Linked DNA regions of Homo sapiens: region 2 is linked to region 1. Evidence: chromatin loops called from intact Hi-C (ENCODE). Cell type or tissue: K562. All regions are shown on one strand. Each heading gives the region's core, and the rest is flanking DNA. Links, peaks and the distances in the headings are about the cores only.

What was found. Hi-C counts contacts between places; a loop is a spot of excess contacts. Peaks named below come from ENCODE experiments on the same cell type or tissue, not always from the same donor. Only the 100,000 strongest peaks of a DNase experiment are listed, where the experiment ranks them.
Region 2: it touches region 1 in a loop (1.9-fold over the local background); 7 of 110 quality-filtered maps call a loop at or near these places.

What each region holds. Positions count from the first base shown.
Region 1 is chr21:42,567,897-42,580,233 of GRCh38, reverse strand. It overlaps SLC37A1 (solute carrier family 37 member 1), which reads right to left. Exons shown (of 20, transcript NM_001320537.2): 17 at 11,796-11,874; 18 at 5,319-5,416; 19 at 434-498. It overlaps LOC101928212 (a long non-coding RNA gene), which reads left to right and starts at 6,424. Exons shown (of 2, transcript NR_171773.1): 1 at 6,424-6,517; 2 at 6,635-7,150. RefSeq lists an enhancer at 7,769-8,512. In K562, for the core only: a CTCF peak has its summit at 5,386 (motif pointing right); a DNase peak (open chromatin) is centred at 5,393; H3K27me3 peaks cover 3,943 bases.
Region 2 is chr21:42,513,640-42,525,976 of GRCh38, reverse strand. SLC37A1 (solute carrier family 37 member 1) reads right to left here and starts at 12,125. Exons shown (of 20, transcript NM_001320537.2): 1 at 11,260-12,125; 2 at 7,467-7,700; 3 at 120-201. The coding sequence starts at 7,522. LOC107987299 (a long non-coding RNA gene) reads left to right here. Exons shown (of 2, transcript XR_007067878.1): 2 at 1-377. RefSeq lists enhancers at 692-781, 4,385-4,884, 4,885-5,386, 11,205-11,434, 12,276-12,337 and silencers at 11,595-11,694, 11,705-11,784, 12,005-12,337. In K562, for the core only: a CTCF peak has its summit at 4,957 (motif pointing left); a DNase peak (open chromatin) is centred at 4,936; H3K27me3 peaks cover 6,928 bases.

The DNA of each region.
Region 1 (12,337 bases), core at 2,288-10,287:
GGCCCAGCAGGGATTCCTCTCCTGCAGGGGTGCTGGATGCTGGATAAACCCTTGCACCTTTCCCGCAGCCTTCTGGGGGCCAGGAAGAAGTGAGAAGGGAGCGAGGGAGGACCAAGGGGGGAGGGAAAAGAGGAGGGAGGGAGAAGGGGGCGAGCAGGAAGGCAAGGAGAGCTCGGGGGGCTGCAGCTCCAACAGAATGCCAAAGACGGCAATTCCCTCACATTTTCCACTCAGGGTTTGAGGAGAGATTACCACTAACCCATCCAGAGGTATTTATTAGAAAAGAAAAAGTGAGAGTGAAGGTGGCGTGCCGTGAAAAGATAAGCCACGCGTTTTCTTTCTTTCAGGAAAGCCAGGTGCAGAAGGCAGATAGGACAGAAGGCACTTTGGAGCCGGCTTTCACGCACGGAGACAGGGCCCGAGTGGGACTTACGGAACTTGGTCCCCCGTAGCTGACCCTGGGCAGCTCAGCTCCTTGTGTATGAGGCGGATCAGGAACTGCACCAAAACAAAGGTGAGCCCACCTGTTACTGGAGCAGGCACAGGGCGGCCCGCGCCGTGGGCACCATGAGGACCTGGCCCGCAAGGCCTGGGCGGGTGGCTCTCTCCCCACAGCACCTTCCCTGGGGTGGCCTCCCTGCAAGAGCAGCGGGGCTTGCATGCTCAGCCGGAGGCCTGGGCTCCTGTGGGCAGGGCTGTCTGATGAGGGCAGGGCTGTCTGATGAAGGCCCACGAAGAACCAGGAGCTGCCCTGAAAACAAGGCTTTTGGGAGAGATGCAGCCTGAACTACTTCTGGGTTCAAGTCACGTTTAGACTAAAATTAATCCAATCATGAAATGTCCACAGTGGGAAAAAGGAAATAAAGACAAGAGGACCATAATGCGGGTGGCCCAGTGGGTGGACCTGCGAGCTTCTCAGGTGACTCTAAAGCCAGGTGAGCACTTCCTCTGGCGCCAGCCCTGGGGTCTGAAGAGGCTGTCACAGGACAGCCGCACCCCACTGGGAGCCCCTTGGAGGCCAGGCCTGGCCGGGGCCCAGGGCTTTCCACCAACATCACTGCCTCAGCCTTGGCTCCTCGCCGGACCCAGAGCTTTAACTCCGTGCCCTTCACATGTTTGAGGGCTCAACGCCAGCCTACAAATCCAGACAAATGATTGTGCTACCTCCAATTTAACTAGTGCATTTTCCAGTGTGGATCCAGTCTCTCCCCAAGTGGGACATCAGCCCACAGGAGGGCTCTCCCTGGACGTGGCCCCTCGTTCTTAGAGGGCAGCAGATGCCCTCAGACCCAGGGTGGATCACTGGTCCAGGGGAGGCAGGGAAGGGGTGCTGGAGGGTCTCGAGGGGCTACTTAAAAACCAAACACATGGCCCCACCACCAAGCCTCAGGCCAGAGCTCTAGAAGGCAGAAACTCTTCTATTTTCTTAGGTGCTTGTGGTTCAAGTAGGAGCTTAGGAGTCCCTTGTATGAGGTGAGTTCAAGCTGGAGAGAACAGGGGCCCCTCCTACAGATAAGATGCATCCAGCTGCTCTGCTTGGTGCATGAAAGGTGTTTGCGACAATTAGGTGGTAAAGGTCGTGGGAACACGGCAGGTACGAACAATAGTGCTGGTGACAATAGCAAGATTTTTGTTAAATAAATCCATCTGTGTGAATCTGAACCTCTAGCTCCAACTACCGGCACAGGCTTATTGTGTTTGAGCTGGTACCTTACCCACATCTACATCCTGCCAAGTGTGATGTATGAAAAGTGCTAGCCCGAAGAGGCCTATGATTATGAAAAGCTGATCATTAAGAGAGAAAAAGATGAAGAATATAGTAGCAAGTGTTATCTGTGGGTACGGGATGAACTGTAAATGGTGACAGTTCTGAAGAACAGAGATCCAATTTCAAAACATGCCCACGTGTTTGGCTCACGCATGCAAGAATGACCAACAAGGAGGGGCCCTACCAACTCCAGGAGCCCAGGCGACACGCACTGGAGACCTGAGGCCTTCGGTCGTGCGCCAGGCAGTCCTGCAGGCCCTGGAGCTGGCCATCAGTGTGTGTTGTGAGGCAGGAAGCATGGTGCCCTCTGGCCCCCCAGGACACCTGCTCAGATCATGGAGGTTCTCAGCTCCAGACTCGGGAGGAAACACTTGTCTATTTTGGTGAAAAGATACCAAAAAGCATGTTGATCAGTGAAGAGAAAAAGGTATGTCTAGTTCTTAGGTTTGAAAAGCCCAACTCAAGCTCACGGACCTGCTGCACATCCTGGTATAGTTCCTTCTCCACTGCGACAAGCCCCCGTCTCCCAAGTGCTTCAGCTTTAGGTCTCTTTCTTCCAACGCAGCAAATCCGGCTTCCTCTGGTTATTATTTACCTGTCGTGTAGTTTCCCATTCTTTTACTTTTGTCTTTTCGGAATTCCAGTGTAGCAGGTGTGTTTCTTGTAAATAACCAGTGCCTGTATTTTTAAAAGCAACCTGACAATCTCTGCTCCTAACTGATGAGTTTAAGTCCATTTATTGTCACTGTGTTGCTGGCATGCTGGGATCATTTTCATCCATGTTGCTCTGTATTTCTGTATTTACCCTGTTTTTTTCTATGCTTCCCCTGACCCTAGGTTCTCTTAGATTAAGTCTTCATTTCCCTGTATTGCCTTGAAGGTTACACATTCTATTGCTATTGGCTTGACAACATAAGAACTGCAGTGTACTGGAACTCTCATTGTCCCACTTGTACCTTACATTTTCAGTATTTCAGTTCTTTTTTATATTGCCCAAATTAGTCATTATTGCTGTTGTTTTAAACTGAGAGTCAGAAAGCTTTTTCTGTAAAGGTCTAGATAGTAAATATTTCAGGCTTTGCAGCCATATGGTTTCTGTTGCACATTCTTTTGTTGATTTTTTAAAGACATATTTAAAAATATAAACCATTCCCAGCTGGAGGATCACACAAAAATAGGCCACAGTTAGCTGGCCCCTATTTTATATGGTCAATACTCCTTTAGATTCATCCTTAGGAATATCACTTTTTTTTTGCTTGCATTTCTCCTTGCATCTCAGACTTTCCTTCTGGATCTATCTTCCTTCTCTAAATACATTGTTTAGCAATTTTTGCTGGGAGCATCTTTGGTTAAAAATGTTTTCACTTCACCCTTACTCTTGTGTGCAAGTTTATCTAGGTACAGAATTCTAAGTCATTTGATTCCTGAATCTAAGAATGTTTGTCTTTCATGTATCTGGAAAATTCTCAGCTATTTTGTCTTAAAATATTGCTTCAAATCCAGTCTATCATCTTCCTCTGGAATTACTTTCAGATAACTTTAGGCCATCTCATTTGGTCCTCCATTTTATATTTAATTTCTCTCTAATATTTTCCATCTCTCTTTTTGTGCTGAATTCTGGATAATTTCTTCATATCTATATTTCACTTCAGTAATCTTCTCTTCAGCGGTATCTAATTTGCTTTTCTAACCCATCCATTGAGTCTTTTTCCAGGCTAAAGATCACATTTTTCATTTCTATAACTCCTGTTTGGTTGTTTTTGAAGCCTGCTCTGTCTTTTCAATAGTGTCTTGTTCTTTTTTTCATGAGGTCAGTTCCTTTTTCTTATGTCATTAGTAACATTGCATATATTTATTTTTAGTTTACATAACTCTTTTATCTGCAGTTTTGGGGGAGTCCAATTCCACCATTTTTTATGTCTGTTACTGTCATTCAATGTGGATTGCTTCCTTATGTTTCATTATTTTGGATTGTGAGCTCATCTTTTGTAGGGTGTTAGCTACAGAAATCCTATGCTGCAGGGTTGAGATTTGTCCCTATTTGCTTCTGTATTACTGCCTAAGGACCAACTTTGCTCATTTAAAATATATTTATATAAGCTCAAAGATTAAAGCTGACTGTGGGGAGGTCTATGGCTAAAAATTTTCAAGGGAGATTTCTTCCCCCTAATCTGGCTAAGATGGGCAGATTCCCATTGTCTTCCTGTGCCAGTGTGCAGATATCATCTAGTATACTCTTTCACTGCAAGCATGGCTCTTCGAGGGTCCTGGCTCTATGACGAAGTCTCCAGTTCCAAATCTTCATCTTGTGCCAGCCTAACGCCTTGTCTCTTACCCAGTGTGGGCACAACCACCCCAACCCGTTGATTCCTGAGCTTGTGTATTTATATTGCCTTTACAATTCTGGCTCCTGGGGAGTTCCTTTACTTTCTTATGAGTTTGGCTAAGCATCAAAACAATTTTCAATATATATTACCAGATAGTTCTAAAGAAGATATTTCAGATTCTCTGAACAGTTGTAATGACAGGAATTTTACTGCTACTTAGTGGAAATCCATCTGGAGGCTTCATTAGAACATTCAGGCATTAAAAGAACCCACAGATGATCCAAAGAACAGCCATTTAAACCTAGTAAGTTCATAGGTTGAGAGTCGGTATTTGATTTTGTATGTGGTGGGGAAGTTGAGTTTTAGAATTTCCTGGAATTAAAATATAAGACTTTCATTTAATTGAGTGAGTTGATATTTCTGAAATTCTCAACTCATTTTTATTGGGATCAGCCTAAGGTTTTGTCTGGTGAAGTGAGAGGAGAGGCATGGCTGTGGGTCTGGGGACTTTGTGGCCAGGTGACTTGTAAAGATGTGTATGCACCCCTCACAGCTGCACATCTATGTGACTGTGACATCATCACTGGTCTTCCTTACCCAGGGGAAAACCTCAAACTTTCTCAACACAGGAGGGCACAGAAGCAGGAGCCCAGAGAAAAGGGGGCAGAAGCCAGAAGGCGACTCAGTGTCTGCACTGGCAACCTCTTTGCTCCTTTATTCTCTCCCATCCCTTCAGGTGAAAGAAGTTGGGGCCGCTCCCGCCGTCTGACAGCATGGCTGCAGGAGGGACACCAGGACACTGATGACCACTGGGAGGCCAGGCTCTGTGTATCATCTGCTTTAATTCCCACAACAATCTTGTCACTGGGTGCCATTATCATGCCCATTTTAAAGCTGTGGAAACTGTGGAGCAGAGGTTACGAAACCTGCCCAAGTCACACACATGACAGGTGACAGGCAGGATCTAGAGCCACGGAGCTCCACGCTCCTGGCCTTTGTGCTATCCCGCCCAAGGCTGCAGAGCAAGACTGTCCTGCTTCTGTTTCTGACTTTTTCTAATCAGAGAGAGAAGGAGCTTTAGACCACGCATATTTAGAAAAGATGGGAAGACCCAAACCTCTCTGATAACTCAGGAATGCATGGGAGAAAGTTCCACCAGTGTTTGGACACAACCACAGAGATCTGCATTCAAGGTGGATTGGACTAAAAATAGGCCGACTTACCAGTAAGGCACAGGCATCTGCAAACATCAGCATGTAAAACACATTGCTCCAGCCGGACGGGGAGAGGAGCCCAGCCAGCAGGGGGCCCAGGGCTGCTCCTGAAATCAGGCAAATGGACACACATGGTGCTGTTTAGAGAAAATCCCAGCACATAACTAGCAGCCACAGAGAATGGGGCTCAACACCTCACTCACAATGAAAGGAACACATATGGAACTACACTACCTCATCCTGGCCTATCAGATTGGGAGCGGGTACAAGGCCTAGTATAGGTTGAGCCTTCCAAATCTGAAAACCTGAAATCCAAAATCTCCAGAATTTGTAACTTTTTGAGTGCTGACACTCAAAGGAAATGCTCACTGGGGCATTTCAGAATTGGGATTTGAGATGCTCAACCAGTGTAATGCAAATATCCCACAATCTGAAAAAATAAAAAGACATAACCACTTCTGGTCCCAAGTACTTCAGATAAGGATACTCCACCTGTACGCCTCCGTACTGGGAAGGCAGAGCTGGCACAGCCTTTTCCCAGAACCATCCTAAAAATGTGTGTTGACATTGCAATGTTCATTCTTTTCATCCAACACTCCCATTATTTTCTTGAGTACACGTAAGGAAATCTGAATTCAATGCACAATCTTAGATATTCTTATGCTATAAAAATGTAACTGGGTAAAATTTGAATAAGAATTGTAGATACTAATATTCTTTCAATGCTCACTTTCTGATTCTGATCATGCACTGTGGTCTGTCATGGAACTCCTTGTTTTTAGGAAGTACATGCTGAATAGTTACGAGGAAAGGGGCAGCATGTGTGCATCTTACTCTTAAGTGGTTCAGAAAAATTATGCATGTGTGTGTGCATATATGTGTGTGTGCATGTGTGTGTGTAAAAACACGGGTGCATGATGAACCACATGTACTAAAATGTCTGAATTCTTTGTACTATTTCTGCAACTTTCTCAAAGTCTGAAATTATGTCAAGATGTGTTTTTAAATGATGAAAACAAATAACGTATCCCCCTAAATGCCCAAGGACTGCTGTTTAAGAATGTGTTTTGTAGCATCTGGTGCATTTTACCAAGAGGGACTGAAATGAATTCTGATACACATGTAGGATGGCCTGTTTTGGTAGATGCATGGGAAAAAGCATGAAGAATTTCCACCAACCTATGAACTGACATATTCAACTCTGAGAGGTAAGATAACCAGGGTCTTTCATGCCCTAGGCACTTGTTTTTTTCAAGTGTTCACAAAGTGCACTTACTATTTTATAATCCCAGGAGCAATTGTATGTTTTTTTTTTTAATTCTCAGAACTTCCAGGTAAACATGGTCGGCTACTCATGTGTTATCTCCACACCCCCAAGCAACATGAACTGCGCCATCACTGACTTCTAAAGATGATAAATCCTCCCACCGAAGGGCACGTAGTTTTGGAAGATGGACACAGAAGGGCTGACAGCTAACACAGCCTCCAGTGTTCCCTGCTCCACTGAGCATCCTCAGAGGGAGACAGCACAGGGACACCTGGAGCAGAGCGAGGCCCAGCGGAGCCCAAGAGACAGGGGAGGGGAAGGCAAGGAAGGAGGAACGCAGTGGGAACGGAAGGGGGTCAGCAAGAGAAAAAAGGTGCATGGGTTGAGTCTTTTATCACAAACTGTTAGCTACATTCCCTCTGCCGCACCTCGGATCCCAGGTCTCTTTTCTCATCCTCACTGATAAAGAGACTCCTCCTGATGCCCCCGTGCAGGACAGCGCAGCTTAACCCGTGGGGACACTAAGCCCAGTGCAGGACAGGGATGCTCACCTAACAGGCGACAGGGGATCTGGGGAAAGACACCAGCTTCCACCAAGCTTCCATGCCATGGCAAGGATGTTGGCAGCTGGACCCAGGCTCCCCTGGGCACTGAAGGAGTCTCCTCCTGCAGGTTCCGCAGGGTCCCACTGCCTGGAGACCAGCAGCCAGCACACTGTCCCCACAGAGAGACTTCAAACCACTATGCAGGGCCCCTTCTTCCATGGGAAGTGATGAAGGGGCAACCTAGGTCTGCCCTGTGTCTGGGGAACACCCCAACGTGAAAGCAAGCAAGCTGGCAGGAGGGAGCCTGGAGGAGAAGAACATTCCCAGAGCTCACAGCACCCACAGAGAGCCAACAGAAGACTAAGTTGAACCTCCCCCCAGAGAGCCAACAGAAGACTAAGCTGAACCTCAGGACACACTCTTTTTTTTTTTTTTGTGTGTGTGTGGCTGAAAACCTGTTATCAATTTCACATGATTCAGTCTAACATGAAATAAAACAGGATGCACTGAAAGGGCAGAGAAACATCAGTAAACATTGAAAATATGGCAGGAAAAGTAAAATGGTCGATACAAAGTTGGAAAATACAGTCAAGAATCTCCCTGAGAAAGTGTAAGAAAGAACAGGGAGACAGGCAGGAAGGGAAAGAAAGAAAGGAAAGTTGAAGGATTAATCCAGAAAAGCCTACATCTGACTAATACATTTTCCAGAAAGAAAAAACAAATCAGAAAATGGTAGGAAAACTTATCAAACGAACAGGGGCCCAATTCCCCTAAAGTGAAGGGCAGGTGTTTCCAGACTGAAGGTGCCACCAGGTGCCCCAGGACGGTGGATGAAGAAAGGCTCCCGGGGTAAGGAAGGGAACCTGGAGATCTAAGAGAAAAAAGAGAAGGTCAGAAAGCAAGGGCTGGGGTCAGAATGTCTGTGAACGTGTCAGTGACAGCAATGGAGGCTGGAAGACGGGGGTTCTGAAGAGAAGGTGTTTCCACGTCCACATTGCCTCAGGCGAGAGCAGAATCCAGCCATCACGCACTTGTAAGCTTGCAGAACCCACCTCCCCTAACTCAGGAAGCTGCTAGGAGCCAGTTTCCACCACAGGAGTGGTAAACAGGGGTCTAGACTGCTAGGGCTGTGTCGCAGGCAAGAGAGGAGGGGGACTCCCAGCACCGTGGTGACAGGTGCTCTGGGGCCAAGCCGCGCAGTGGGCGGAGTGAGGCTGATGGCGTGAAAGGGGTGGGGCAGGGCAGGATGGCGACCACGGTGCAGGGAAGGAAGAACTTTGTCGGAAATGTGAAAAAGAGGAAAAGAGATGTTTACTTACCCGGGAAAAAACAAGATGTATCTATTGAGGGTGCATAATTAAAGTTTGTTTCTTGGCTGGAAAGTGAAGGGCAGAAGCATGGCTGGTATAACTGAGGAGGAGGAGGGGTGGGCAATGTCGGGGTGGAAGGGAGCCAGGTCCCCTCTTCCGTAAGAGGAGCACAGCTGATGACGTTCAGATGATGAACCAAGAAACATGGAAATACGTAGGTAAGCAGAGAGAGGCAGCTGAAATTGGCTGCCTCTAGAAAGAGAGGGCTGGGGAGGGGGACGGAACGCCGCTGTACAACATAATAAGCTTGTAGGACTGTCTAGCTTCTAAGGTACATTATGTTTTACTTTAATAAATAAAAATTAACTTGAAGAAAAATGCAGTGCCCTATTTAATTGCTCTGCATGAAATGTACAGAAACGGCAACCTCTGCGATTCTAAGCACTGTGAACGCCCCAGGCGCACACCGTGTCAACAAACCGTGTGGCACTTGGGAGAAGGCAGGGGTGATTTACGATTAGTCATGTTTCGCCTCCACCCGAGTCACTGCCAAGGAGTGGACAGTGACACTGAATAAGCATGCGGGCACCTCCTTCGGGAAGGGACTTGGCTGACATGGTGGCCTTCCCACTGGAGCCTGTACTTTGTCTTGCTGGGCAGCACTCACTCATGGAAGGAACAATGACCAAGGCGTGGTGGTGGGGGTGGGTAGGCCTGAGCGCCGTTTCCATGGTGACCATTCACTGAGCAGGCAGCAGGCACTGATGGGCAGTGGAGCCTGGAGGAGTCAGGTCCTGGTCCTGCCTCTGGTGTAACGCAGCAGCCATCAAGGTGGGCGCGGCAGCTCCGCGGACAGTCAGGACTTGGTGCAGGTTAACAGAAGGCCAGAGGGGGTCCGGTGTGTGTGCCACCTTCCTTGTGAGGGGCCAAAGGCATTCAGAACTGTGCCTCCCTCCACCTGCTTGGGGGCAGTGGTGGGCAGTGGCCTCTGTTCACAGACGCAGGGTCTCCACCCTTAGCCACAGACTTCTGCTTCCCTCTCATTTTGAGAATATGAAGAAAAATGTGTTTTTTCACCTAGTTCATGATTTCCTTCTCTTTTTTTATGCTGATCCTCTGCTTTTAAAACAGCAATCGGGGTTGCCAGTAGAGCGCCAAGTTAGCTTTAAGAACAGGGTTTCACAGCAGAGTCAGACCGAATTGCAGACTGCAGTCCACTGAGGCACAAGGCCAAGAGAAGGCCACGCAGTCACAACGTCAACCAGAACTGAGCTCAGCCCCGCAGTCCCCCGACTTCCTACTGAGATGCCCAAGACAGAAGATCAGAGGGGTGACTACTGCCGCCACCCAATACACTCAAAGCCCCTCTGGATCCAGTGAAAGGAAGGAACCAACATGAAGGGCAGAGACGAGGCTGGTCTGGTCTCACTTTGGTGAACAGCAAAAGCCAAAGTGTGGCTTTCTGAGCAACAGCCACCCTGCCCACCACTTCTCAGAACCAGGCCGTGTGTCGCATGACAACGGCCACCCTGCCTGCCGCTTCTCAGAACCAGGCCGTGTGTCACATGACATGGCAACGGCCACCCTGCCTGCCGCTTCTCAGAACCAGGCCATGTGTCACATGGCAATGGCCACCCTGCCCGCCGCTTCTCAGAACCAGGCCGTGTGTCACATGGCAACAGCCACCCTGCCCACCACTTCTCAGAACCAGGCCGTGTGTCGCATGACATGGCAACGGCCACCCTGCCCGCCGCTTCTCAGAATCAGGCCGTGTGTCACATGGCAACGGCCACCCTGCCCGCCGCTTCTCAGAACAAGGCCAGAACAAGGAAACGCAGAACAAGGAAACGCAGCAGCAGCAGCGTGGAGCTGGGGTTCCCGCCACCCAGGGCTGGGCGGGGGCGCCTGGGGCCTGTCCGGCCTGGCTCCTCACTGTGCAGTCAGCCGCCTGGGCCCCGGCTGCGATTCTAACTGTCTGGGAGCAGCTCATTCAGTTCACTGGGATACAGCAAAGAATCAGGCAAATCCCGTCCTCCTGGAGCTTCCGTTCCAGTGGCAGGAGACAGAGGAGACAAAACAGAGGAGTGCACCGAATCCCACTGCGGATGGGGAGAGCGCTCCAGAGAACAGACCCGGGAGAGGGGCCTGGAGGCCGAGTCGGAAGGGTTCACGCGTTCTCAGCAGGGTGGTCCCAGGAAGTCTTGCTGAGAGGATGATATCTGGGCAAAGACTCAAGGCACGAGGGAGTGCGGCACGAGGGAGTGCGGCACGAGGGAGTGCGGCACGAGGGAGTGCGGCACGAGGGAGTGCGGCACGAGGTCACCTGTGGGGACCTTCCCAGGCACGGGGTGTGACCAGAGCAAAGAGCCCGCACGGGGGCCAGCCTGGCCTTCGGAGGAGCAGCAGGGAGGCCATGTGGCGGGAGGGCTTTGCATTCTGCATCACTGAGACAGCAGTGGGCACCCAGAAACGTGCTGTGATGTTTCCAGCCTGCTGGCACCAAGGCCAGGGGCAGCCAAGAACAACATCAGCTCCCTGCACGAGCCAGTGGGAAGGCTCCAGCACCAGGTTCTGGCTGACCTGGGTCTACCGAGCCACCTTCATCTACCAAACACTCGGCTTTACTGGAGACCCCCACGCAGCAAGTGACACACAGGTTGGCACCCCAGGTCCTCCTTATTAGCTGTGACAGCCACACCAGGCAGCCCCCCATAACGTCCCCCATGTAGGAAGGACCCTCCTGATCTTCACCTGGCAGGTGTGGCAACTCCTGATTTTCGCCTGGCAGGTGCAGCCACTGTGCGTGCTCCCCATACAAGGGCTCAGGGAAGGCCACAGCCGTGCCGTCAGGCTGCACATGGGCGAGGAGACTGGCACTCTGCCAGCTCCACCTGCCTGCTCCCTAAGGGGATGGCTTGCTTATTCTGCCACCTTTTTAAATTCCAGAATATGCCACTGAATTCTCTTCAAGAGCTTCGACGATGCTGGTAACACTCAGAACCCTGTATGATTTTGGACCAATTGGTTTTTCTGTAATTTAAATAAGATTCTGCCTTTCTTGAGATGAAGGCGATAAATAATGAGTGGACCTGAGTTAGCCCACGGGCTGTAGTTTGCCAACCACTGCCTCGGGTGAAAACCTGGACACGCACAGCTAGTCACACGCCCGTCTCTCTGAAGCCACCCAGGCATGCGTGACCATCTCTGTGTGCCGATGTCCCCTGCTCATCTGCTCGTATAGTAAGAAGCCGGCCCACCCAATGTTATAGATGCAGTTGGAACCCTGGGTACCTGTTCACGAGCATGTGACAATGTGATTTCCCCTAAGACACCAAACCTCCCAGAGCTAAAACTCTCTGCGCACCTACAGAGCCCGTCCCGTCAATGATGGCCGTCACGGTGGAGAGGGCGTGCGCGTTGCCTTTCAGACTTTTATGAGTCCCCTAGAAGAGAGGAAAAACAGACGTGCAGTTATCGCCACAGCATGAGAAGTAAACCTAAGCCTCTGTATGACCATTTACTCAAACTGCTCTGCAAAACAACTCATCGTGAGGGTGTTTCCCATTATTTAAACTCCACCCCAAGCTTGCCTTGGAGAGTTAAAACTTCAAGGGTTTTTAAGAGTCAAAAGTCATCAGAAATGCTTGGTTCTAGTTACAAGAACTCTTAGGATTCTCTTCAAATAAAAAACGTTTGTTCCGCACAGTCCTGCTCCTCCCTGAGGCCCCAGAGCAGCCAGCGTGAGAGGCGTGAAGGTGCGCAACGCGCGCCCCTGCCCTGAGCTGCGCCGGCCTTCCTTCCCAGACACATCCACGTGTCTGCTGGATTCCTCGACAGCCAGGGCCTTCCTGGGACCCCTGTCAGATGTCTCTGCAGGACCTAAAATTCAACCTGATCAATAGCAAA
Region 2 (12,337 bases), core at 1,663-9,662, 54 kb after region 1:
TGTTTCTACATAATCTGTTTCCCCATGTACCTGCTACCATCCCCATCCTCTGCCCCACAAGCTTTTCAAGTGACGAACTCCTCACAGAGACGACAGGCAGTGCTTTCCATGATTCTTACCTTAACTATGCTGATAGGCTTTCGAGATAAGTGAAAACTTGCATACAGCAGAAATGTCAAAATAAAAATGAAGGCTCTGTACCTGAAACACAAAACAGTGGGAGAGGATGATATGAAATAACAGAAGTTATGTTAGGAATACATATCACTGTGTTCTGAAACGTTCTTATGCTGTGTATTATTCATTCAGTTCTACAGCCATTATCAATATTACTTATGTCACTATAATATTGGAACATTAAAAAATATTGCCACGTTTGCTTTGTCCAAATGGAAACTGAACACTGTAAGAGACAGGAAAAACCAGACTGCTTTTCCTACCCTCATGCACAACACACAACATACCATACTTCTAACACTACGTGTGTAGGGGTTTTCCCCATATACCAAGCAATTCTCCAGCTGACACTGGATGTCCTCTAAGTGAATTCAATTCTCACACTGTCTTCCAGGAGTCAGCATCAGCCCCCACAGGGCGGGGCTCCGGCCGAGGCTGCCCCGCTTCACATGCCAATGGCAACAAGCCCCAGGTTGTGACCTGCTCCTCTGACCAACTGGCTCTCAGGGTGGTTCCCAAGAACCCCTTCTCAGGTTCGATTAATTTGCCAGAGCAGCTCGTAGAACTCAGGGAAACACATTTACTGCTTTATTATAAACGATGTTACAAAGAATACATACAGATGAAGAGATGCACAGGGCGAGGTATGGGGCAGGGAGCTCGGAGCTGCTGTGCCCTCGCCAGGGCTCCACCCTCCGGGAACCTCCCCGTGCTCAGCAGCCTGCAAGCCCCCAAACGCTGTCGTTGAGGGAGTCTGTGGAGGCCTCATTACACAGGCACGATCGAGCAGAACACCGGCCACTGGTGATCCACTCCACCTCTGCGGGCTCCCTCCCCTCCCCAGAGGTCCACGGGTGGAGTCCCAACCTCTAATCACGTGGTCGGTTGCCCTGGCAACCAGTCCCCCAGGAGGTTGTCCTGGGGCCCGCCACAGTCACCTCATTAGCAAACAAAAAGACACTCAGCACTAAAGGTTGTAGGAGCTGTGTGCCCAGAACCAGGGCCAGAGACCAAAAGCATGTTTCTTATTATTACGTCACAATATCAAAAGCATTCATCTATTTAAAGAAACCGTAACCAAAGGGAAACCTGGGACTCGAGATGCACACTTGAGTTTACAAAGCAGAACAAGCACGATGAAATGTTTAGTTTACAACAAAACTAACCACAAGTTTCTGGCGTAGCCTGCTATCCTGGGCAATTAAGATCATATTTATTTTTGGCTCTTTGGTTTCTATGCAACTTTTCAGAAGCACACAAGCAAGGCAGACATATAAATATTTCACGGCCCTCAAAGAGAAAAAGGCAGTGACGCTGGCAGGCTCTCAATAGGCCAGTGACAGAAACACTGGTACAAAGCCCCTCGCTCAGTTTGGCTGGGAGAAAAGCAGCCGAAAGAGTCAGCATGAGTGTGAGGAAGAAAGAAGAAAAGAAGGTGCCTTAGAAAGAAGACAAAGGGCAACTCCAGTCTAAGAGTCTCAACCACCGCATAGAAAAATACTTTTTGGGGCAACAAAATGGGTTGGGAGAAAGAAGTATTTGACAGGAGTGGAAGGCGAGGGGCAGCTCTTCTGTGTCCTAGGCACATCTCCCTACCCTGGAGAACCTGTCCTGCTTGTGGCCTGGGAAGAGACTTCAAATGGCGCCACCAACAACCTGAATCAATAATTACCTAAGGCGGCGTCCTACACAGGACAAAGAAAGGCAGCGTTTCCGAGAGTCCCTGGGATAAGGGGTTGCTTCTCCCAGCTGCGCATCTACATTTTTAATGTTGTGATTTACTCCGAGGGAAGCTTTCCACAAGTAACTAAAATCCTAGGATCCCAGAGCTGCCTTCTTCTCTGGTCACCAGCTAAAGTAGGGGTCAAATAAATATTTCCAGATTTTTCTTAAAAAAAAAAAGGCCATATTTCAGGTGGGAAAGAAAGGTTGGTGGCTCCGTGTGACACAAAACTACAACCTTTGGAATGCCTGTGCCTTTGGGGAAGGAACCAAACCAAACCAACTCGCAGAATACCTGCTGACTGAAGACAGAAATTCCCCAGTGCTCTCTTCTTCATCAGGGAACTATCTTCCAATGGCCTTTCTCCAATTCTTCCTCTCCAAGCCCATGGCAAGGGCCAAATGGGAAAAAAGCGAAACCCTAAAAGGCGAGCCTATCATTTATCCCAAAGCCCAAAGAACAAAGGCTATGTGGGTACAGTGGATTTGCTCCAGAAGCCCCGGCCTCTGTCCTCGTGTTTCTGAAAACCATCCTTTCTGGCAAGGAAAGAAAGTCTCAGCGCTTTGGATGAAGCTCTCTGTTAGGCCACCACTGCTTCTCACGCCTTCGACTGCTGGTGCAGGAAGATTCCAGGCCACTGGGCTTCACCGGCCCTCAATGCTCACTTGTCCAGCCCACAGCTTGACAAACTGGTCACTTCCACCCCACCTGCTGGAGCTGACTAGGGCAAGTAAGGCTGATGGGTGACCCTGATCGGCCCTCACTGGAGTACAGGGTTTCCTTCTCCAATCTCCTCAAAACAGGTGAACAAAGTTCTCAGGCCAAGTTGCCTCCAGCACCTCCCCAGTCTCAGACAAGTCCATGGACCATCTCTCCTGCTCCATGCAGGAGGATTCTCCAACCACAGTGCCAGTTCTACAGGTGTTATCACCCAGCTAGGAAGGATTTTGAGAAGAGCAGCTCTGTCCTATGGGCTGTGGGTTCACATCTCCACTCTCCACCCAGACAGCCCAGAAGGAAGGCTGTCTCCCTTTGTCGGGCTGAGGTCTGAAGAGTGCTGAGGCCCCGACACACACCGCGTTCCCAATGGTCAGGGCTGCTTGGGTGATCAGGCCCTGGTGATGCGTTCTGGGCTCCTGCCTTCCTCTGCGGGGTGACTCCCGGCTGGTGCTCACAGCACACGCCTAGAGATGCCCTGAGAACACTGAGGAGCACACAAGGGGCAGCACATGCCTCTGGAACCTTTAGTTCAGCCTTGTGTGGAGGGAGACACCTTAATGAATGAGACCCTTTGGGAAGAGTCACTGCCACGGTGTAGCCAGGCTGACAGAAGCCGTCCTGTAGAATTGGGTGAAGGGTCCATTTACACAGCAAACTGGAATGTTCCTAAAGACTGAAGAGGAAAACGCTGTATTTATTTAGCTGGTGTCAGGCCAACTCTACTTCTATTTCCAAATTCGTCTTTCCTCTCTCATTTCTTCATCTTCTGTACTTAGGACTTGGGGCTTGGGGATGGGGGACGCAGTGGCTGGAGGCTAGACTTTCCTCTTTGAAAGGTCTGACTTCAGCTCCCGTGACTATTGCTAAACCGCGGCAGCCACACTCGGGCCGCTGCCTTGCTGGTTGTCACCCCGATACGCCTGGCCTCTGGGTAGGCAGACGCTTCACTCTGCAGCATGGATGGGCTCAAACCCCCAGAAGCCAAACAGCCCTCCCGAAGTCCTTTCTTATTTCGTAATTCTATCTACGTTTTCTTTATCATTTATAAAGCAGATGTTTTGGATGATATGTTTCCTTTTGTTCATTTTGTACTGGGTTGAATATCATCCCCCATAATTTCATGTCCACCCAAAACCTCAGAACGTGACCTTATTTGGAAATAGGGTCATGTAGACATGATTAGCTCAGGTGAGGTCATATTAGATAGAGTGAGCCCTCATTCCAATGACTGGCGTCCTCACCAGAAGGCCACGCAAAGACTCAGAGACAGGAAGGGAGGCCACGTGGCCACACAGGCAGAGACTGGTGTGATGCAGCCACCAGCCAAGAACGGCGGCAGCAGCAGGAGCTGGAAGAGGCAAGGAAGGGTCTGTCCCCGGAGCCTGCAGAGGAAGTGTGGCCCTGCTGACACTTTGACTTTGGACTTCTGACCTCCAGGGATGTGAGAGGGTAAATTCCTGTTGTTTCAAGACACCCAGCTTGTGGTACCATGTTACAGCAGCCCCAGGAGGCTAATATAATCCTTTCATTTTTGTTTTGTGTTATGTTTAGACTTATGAATATAAAACAAATACAATAAAAAAATAAATGATCTAATCTATCTGCTCCTCAGTGTTCTGCTTACTTTTTGCAGTTATGACTACTTATAGCATGCTTGGCTTCCACCAATATGAAAAATCCCACATTTCTAGCAAAAAAGCAGGTCTCAGCAATGACAGCACCAGATGGGGGTGCCCCTCTGGGCCTCCTCAGAGATGTTCTGGAAGACCACGTGTTCTCAGGTGAATGGCAGCCTGCTTAGGGTGAGAGGCTCCATGCAAAATATCTGTCTCCTTGTTTGACTGTTATTACCTCAATCACATGCAAATAAGGAATAAAGAAACACTTTTGAGAATTACTGAGTGATATGATTTGGTGCAGAAATTAGTCCAAAGACATCCTCTGCTTCACTCTGCAGCATGGATGGGCTCAAACCCCCAGAAGCCAAACAGCCCTCCCAAAATCCTTTTTTATTTTGTAATTCTGTCTATGTTTTCTGAGACAGAGAAGCGATGCCATGTCCTGTTCAGAGTATCCCGTCAGAAGGTGCAGGAGGGCAGTGACACTGACGTTGGTCATTGGTTAAAGTGCTGTCTGCCTCATAGTTCCTCAGTGAAACCACTACGTTTCCCTCTAAGTAATGAATATGGAATTTCTGGGAACCTGCTTTGAGATAATGTAGATATCCTGTTCCTCAAGCTGCCGCCCCACGGGGTGCATCCATGGCGTTCTGTGCCTGCGCTGGGTACCCTGCAGCGGCTCCACATCCCCGCTCCACCTAGCGGCCAGCTTCCACTGTACGGCGAGCGTGCATTTCTCCTACTTCTTTAGTTATATCAGTAGGACTCGCCGAATCTTACGCTATTCAATGGGCTATCATTCATGAGTCTCATTTATTGTAAATCTCAGATTGTCCTAGATTTGACAAGTCAGAGTCCCTTTGTTTGTAAGTACTTCCTTATTTTCTGGCACAAGATGTTCTGGGCTCATCTATTCCTTGCCCTGCCCCAGTCCTGGCATTGGCCAGGTCTCCAAGGACTCCTGGCTCCTTTTAGTGGGAGATGCCATGCAGAAACCAAGATCCCGGACCAAAGTGTGCTCACTTTAGTGCTCTTACTGTTCCCAGGACCTCCTAGCGGGGTGCATTTTACACACACACACCCACACACACGCACACACACACCCTTCTCTATTTCTATATCGACCATCACCAGTTTATCCCGAGAACTTTCATTCCAATCCAACCTCACTCAGTTCCTTCCAGTTCCCCTCCCTCTTCCCATGCCTATAGCTCCTTCTCCATTAAAGAGAAAGCTGCCTCATTTCTATGGGATTTCTGTCAAAAATGCATAATCTGAATCTAATCATGAGGATGAGGAAATAACAAAGTTAAAATGTGGCACATTCTATAAAATAAGTGGCTTGAACTCTTCAAACACAACAAGGCCATTGTCTCAGAAGAAGAAGGAAAAAAAGCCAAGGTCAGAAAAGATGAAAAAAGGCCGAGGAACAGTGCTAGATGAAGAGACGAGACCCATAGGATAATTAAACGCAATGTATGAACCCGAACTAGATCCTGAACAGAAGAAGAAATGCTATCACAGATATTTGACATTTGATATTGTTTTTAACATGGACTGTGGGTTAGATAACAGTATCTTATCGGTGTTAAATTTCCTGATTTTGATCTTTTTGCTGTGGTTTTATAAGAGAATGTCTTATTCATAGGAAATACACACGGAAGTATTTACAAATAAGAGGGTATGATGTCTGCAACTTACTCTCAAGTGGTTCAGAAAAGTGTGTGTGTACAAACATACATCTACACACATGCACACACACACACACACACAAACACACTGTGGAGGGGCAGGGAGAGAAGCAGATGAGGCTAAATGTTAATCTTTGACATACAGCGGTTCTACAGGAACATTCTTACAGATGTTAGTAAGTTACGTGAGTTTGAAATTATATCAAAATAAACTTACAAAATGAAGAAGCTAGACATTCACTAAATAAAACCTAAGTGTTCAGGCACTTGTGGCTAGACTCACAGCAGACATGAAATAAGTCAAGAAGAGAAGCAATCTGGTTGAAGAACACAGATGCCCTCAAATCAAACCTGAGACACCCTGTGGATGCTCCACCAACCAGCAGGGCTGAGAAGCTGCACAGGGCTGGGGGCTGCCAGGGGGTTGGCGTGGAGGAGATGAATGGGCCCAGAATCTGCCGCTGTGGCATCAAAATCATTTTGAGCAGAAGGCATTTGCGTTCCTGAATTCTCTTAGCTACTGAAAAGCAGAGTTCCCCAAAAGAAGTCAAAAGAATCCATCTGCTATAAATCCTGTCCCTTAGGAGGGGCCAGGGAAACAGGACTCTTACCACTGGAGATGAGAAGCCTCCACACTGCACTGAAACAGGAATGATCACAAAACTACCACATCGCCCATCTGTTCTCTGTTCTCTTGAGGGCCCACTTGTCTTTCCAAAAAGCCATTCGTTTGCCCACAGGTACCTTTCTCTCACTCCCCTTCCCCTGTGAAGGACGGACGGTGCATAAGCCCAGAATTCTAAATGCCCCTTTGAGGGACACTTTTCTATGACCTCTCGTACATAAGTGGTGAAATCTGTCTTTTCTCTTGCTAGTCTGTCTTTTGTCAGTTTAATTCCCAGGTCCCCCAAAACAGAACCTACGAGGGTAGAAGCAAAGTTTTTCCTCTCCCAGAAGAGGTCAGCAGGACAAGTTAGAGGCCAGGGAGCCCAGCTTCAGACTCTGGGCTTGTCAACTGTTTCCTTCAAGGAGAATGGAATTAATGAGGCCACCTAAGAGAAGGATTCTCAGAATATGCAAGGCGAGGCACTCTCTGAACGGAAAGCAGCATTCTGGGCTGCACCAGAACATTTCATTTTCTCTCTGAAAGTTCTGCCCCGGCAAGGCCACTCATCTGATCTCAGAGTTGTGTAACTTATATATAAGTTATGTGCTTATTTCACCACAGCCATTTGCTAACCCTGCTGGTAGTCAGTGGTCATTTTTCTGTAGGGACCATGGTTCTTAGAGAAACCACTGGAGACCACGCGGGAGCCCAAACACTATCTGACAATGCCAGTACCAAGGACAAAGGACACCTCAGCACTGTTCTGGGTCACGGCTTCCACCACCAAAAAGCAATTCAACGGTTATGGGTGAGGTCAGTGATTCAAGTTTTATGTGTTTTATAATGAAACTGGGGCAACACAACTACCTGCACAGTAGCCCTCACCTATACACAGCTCCATGCCAAGGGCCTGCCCCACCAGGACTCACCACTGATCCCTGGAGAATGAGATGATGAAGCGAATGCCAGCGGGGAGTCGAGCCATTTACGTCGCCACTGACCACTGAGCCTCGGTCGCAGAATAAGATGCTTCATAAATGAGTCATTAATCCTGGCTCCAGATCCTCTCTCTGTTGCCCCTGCCGCTCCCACAGGCTGGAAAGCGTGGAAAGAAGGTGTCCTGCTGGGTCTTGTCCCCTTCCTTCTGGCAGTGGCTCTGCTCTCTACAAGGAGGAGGAGAGGCATTCAGAGTCCAGTGTCGTGACATTCACACCTTCAGCGTTACTGGCAGAAGTAACCACACACGTACAGTAGCAGTACCCAGTCCTGATCAAAGCTGCACGTCTGATACAAGCAGGGGCCCCCACCAGCAGTGTTACTAGGAAGAGGGGGAGTGAGGTGGAGTATCTACCCTTGAGGCGGTTTGTTCTGAGAACCTGGAAATGAATTTCAAATAATGTTCTGATGGTGGATAAAAAGGAACCAAGGAACTCATCTCTATCTGGGAGGCATCTAGAGATCAACCCATTCACAAAACCAAGTATGTGTCCAGCAGCCACGCTATGTGCCCAGATATCAAGGCATGCCAGGGCACTGGACTGCCTCAGTTCCACCCCTATGGACCAGGCCACCTTTGAACCGTAGTGACAGAGAAATGTGGGCCTAGACAAGAGGGCAGATCAAACCAATCATTTAATTGTGACTTTGCCATTTGAATCCAAAGGAGGAATGAATTTGCCTCGTCTGCCTCTTCATTTTTCATCTCCTGTGGTCACCTCAGAGGTCACAGAAAATGACCTGATTATGAAGTCAGGGCTGAAGGCAGAGCAATATAGGAAGGAATGGGGAGGGAGGCCAGAGAACTGAGAAGGGGCCCAGCACAGCAGGCAGGCCTGGTCTCCCATCCCAATGTCAAACTCATGACATTCCTGAGTCACTGCGTCCTCCAAAGCCAATCAGTTCCCCACATTCACTTTTGCCTCCCTCGAAAGTGAGCTTCCAAAAATGCACATTCTCCAAGGATTTTTCCCTTATACCACCTTTTACAAAAAGATTCAAAATCCCTGCTGAGCTTTCGTCCCAGGAGCCGCCCCTCATCTCTTCTATCTGCTCCAGCCAGAACTACACCTTTCTCCTAGGTCCTACAGGGCCTGAATAGGTGGGATTCACCCCACTCCAATACCTCCTCCTTCCAAGGCTGACCCTGGGCTGTGTAAGCCGAGGCAAGTCACTTAACCTTTCTGCTCCCTCTCCTTCAAGGCTAAACAATGGGGATGATAGCATCCATGTTGTTATAAACATGCAATGAGATAACCTATGGGAAGCACTTGATAAGTGGCCTGGTACGTAGTAAATGCGCAACAAACACTAGCTGATATTATCCTCATTGTAAATTCAAAAGAGGAAGGCCCGGGACTGCAGGGCAAGGTCCTACTTCCATCTCCTTGTCCAGAACCTAGCACAGACCACGTGCTCAAGAAACTCACGTTGAATGAACAGCCACAAATACTTCAAAACCACGTCTGCTCAAACCTCTAGATTTAAGCAATATTTTGCTCAAAATGGGTGGGCTCCAGAATGGGTCTGGATCTACTCTGGGAAATGACTTTGTGATGACAACTTCAGAGTAAAGAATTTGGTTCAACAGTGTCTGGAAACGGATGGTCAGAAGCAAACGTCTTCCTCTCAAGTGCTGCTTCTCCATGTCCAGCGTGTCTGGAAACATTCCATTGCCATCTACTAAATAAATCAAAAACCTCCAACTCTGATAAAACCTGTGACAACAACATCAAAGGCCCAGAAGGCACTGACAAATCAAGAAGGGAAAAAAAACCTCTTTGATTTCTTTTTAAAACAATGATGGATTCTTTTCCCTGTAAAATGGGTGAAAGAAAAGTGCTATAAATTCTCATAGTGAGTGCAGTTAAGATGTGCAAAGACAGTGATTTTACATTTGGGATGTTAAGAGCTCAACTAATGAGGCCCTTCCTCCCTAGCCTGTGCAGCACCACTAAAGACCACTTCATTTTGAGTGGGTCAAGACCTCTGGAAGCACGAACCATGACTGACATGCTCTCATTTGAGCCCCGTGACCACCCTGAAGAGGCAGGGCGTTCTTTTCACAAGGGAGAAAAATGAGGCTAGGCGGCTCGCCTGGGTCAGCTGGATAAGTGGGGCAGATTCCAGTTTGTCCTGTTTCTCTGAGCCACCTCCTCCCTCCAGCCACTCTTCTTCCTGCCCATCCCCTGCAGAGAAAGGGCAGCAGAATGGGAGCAAATCACTTGGTTTAAACCCAGTTTTTGGCACACTGCCCAAGTACATAAAAAGAAGAGATACTTTTTTAAAAAGTCACTCTCTACAGGCCCCCCTGGAACTTACCATTCCAGGGAGGAAAAGCGGCAGAATGTCCAGTTTCATTGCACTGTCAAACACAGCAACTTAGGCCAGGCATGGTGGCTCATGCCTGCAATCCCAGCACTTTGGGAGGCAGAGGCAGGCAGATCACTTGAGGCCAGGAGTTCGAGACCAGCATGGCCAATATGGCAAAATCCCATCTCTACCAAAAATACACAAAAGAGCTGGGCGTGGTGGTGCACACCTGTAATTCCAGCTACTCGGGTGGCTGAGGCATGAAAATCACTTGAACCTGGGAAGCGGAGGTTGCAGTGAGCTGAGATTGCACCACTACACTCCAGCCTGGGCGACAGAGCGAGACCCTGTCTTAAAAAAATATAAAAAGATAGTAACTTAGGAAACAGCCCATTAGAGCATCTTTATTACAACCTGTAAAACCTGCACATGTACCCCTGAAACTAAAAGTTAAAAAAACAAACAGACTCTGAAAGACACATGGTTTTATACCTATTTCTTCAAAAAACCCACCCTAGGCAACTGTAAAACAGAATAAGCTGAGGAAAGAAACATTCACAAGCTCCACTCCCAGACCCACCCACATGTGATCTGCGCTGCCTAGAAGGTTCCAAGTAATCTGCAGAGACTCAAATAATGGGGATAGGAAGTGAGCAATAGCAGGAGTAAGGTTCCTCAGTCTTTTTAGGGCTGAGGTGGCATTACACATAATCAAAGCGGCCCCACAGATATTTTAAATAATCTACTTTATGACATTTTTTTTTAACTGGGTCTCACTTTACAGGCAAAGATGGGTGAGAAATGCAATTCTCCTCCAAAAGTTTTCATGCATTTTTTCTTTTCTTTTTTTTAAATTACGAGATAGAATACAACTTCCTGTCCAGAGTGTGCTCTTTCTATGGCTTTTTGCTTTTAAAGGCGCTTTCCATATTAAAGATGAATGAAAATGGTCACTATCTCTTTCCCCTTGGCTGAAGTACAAGGAACCTGAATTCCATTTGCACCACCTCCCTTACCTGCCTCCAACCCCCAACAAAGAGAACATCACAGGTGGGCTGCATGAAACAGAACGTGTAAATGCAGGTCCAAAATGACTTGGTGAATCACAGGTCTGGGGCCAGGTGTTTTCAAGCTTGCTCTCAAAGGGGATTAATAAAAAAACAACGGGGGAAGTCTAAAATATTTATCCACTTACACAACTTCAGACGATTTAAGTTCAAGGGCCGGCAGGCAGGCAGGCAGGCACCTTCCAGGCAAAGAGCTAAGGGAGACCCGGAAAGGGCAGGCTTTAGCAATTCCTCCTTTGGAAATTCAAACCTGGGGCCGCGGGCTGGGGTGTTAGCGGGGAGTGGGGGTGGTAAGGGGCTTGGCCAGTATCCTTCGTTCAAATGCAAATCCTTAGACTGAACGTACCTTCTCGGTCACCAGGATTACGGCGTGGGCCGTAAGGGCTGGAAGGCTGGTGGCCAGCGGCGAGGGGACTTTCCGGCGCGTCAAGCCCTTTATTATAAACCCAGAAGGTCGCTGTCACTCGCATTGGCCAGGAGGCCCACGGGCTCCGGGAACCAGCTGCTCAGCCGACAAACAACGCAAAGGCCCAGGGTGCCGGCGCTCCGAGCCAGCGTTCTGTGCCGGCTCCTCCCTGGGCGGCTGGTCCCCGGAGGAGGTGAATTCCGCGGGCACGCCCACGTCCCCATCGCGGCAGACAATGCGCAGGGTCCCCTCCTGCCGGCTCTCTGGACCCTCAGCTGTCACCGCGGCCCGGGCCGGGGTGGGCAGGGGACCCGGCTGGACAGCTAAGCTCGCCCCTGCCGGGGACTCCGTGGAGCGGCTGCCGGCCCCGTGCCCGCTCCCTCTGCCTCCACTTCCCCGGAATCCCAGCGTTGCCCCGGTCCGGGAACGCCCGGCATTGTCGCCGAGGGCCACTCTTCTAGATGTCGTATTTCAAAGACTTCCCTCCGCGAAAATAGCTTGAGACCGTCCCCGGCTCTCGGAAAACATCCAAACCAGCCCCCACCTCCCCCCGAAAAAAAAGAAAAGGAAGGAGAGGAGCCGAGCTCCGAGTGCGCAGGGCCCCGCGCCCGGCTCCCTGAGGGCGCCGCAGGTGCTGAGCGGCTGCGGCGCCTGAGCGCCGGCTGCCCCGCAGGTGCGGGCGGGGGGGCGGGGGGTCCCCGCCTCCCGGTCCGGCCCCGGCCCCGCGCCTCACCTGCGCCGCCGAGGCCCGCGCTCCGCAGCCCAGCCCGGCCCGGCCGCCGCGGGCGCTTCCTGCTCGCGACTTCCTGGAGCGGCGCGCGGGAGGCCCCGCCGCCCTTTCACTTTCCCTGGCCCGCGGGGCGCCGGCGGAGCCGCGCGGCTCCTCCCCCTCCCCGGCCGCCGCGACCCCCGGCTCCGGCCCCGGCCCCGGCGTGCCCAGGGTCGCACCAGCCCCGGGGCCACCGGGCGGGGGCGCCCCCACGCCTTGCGGCACTGCCCGGCCTTTGCGGGCGAACCC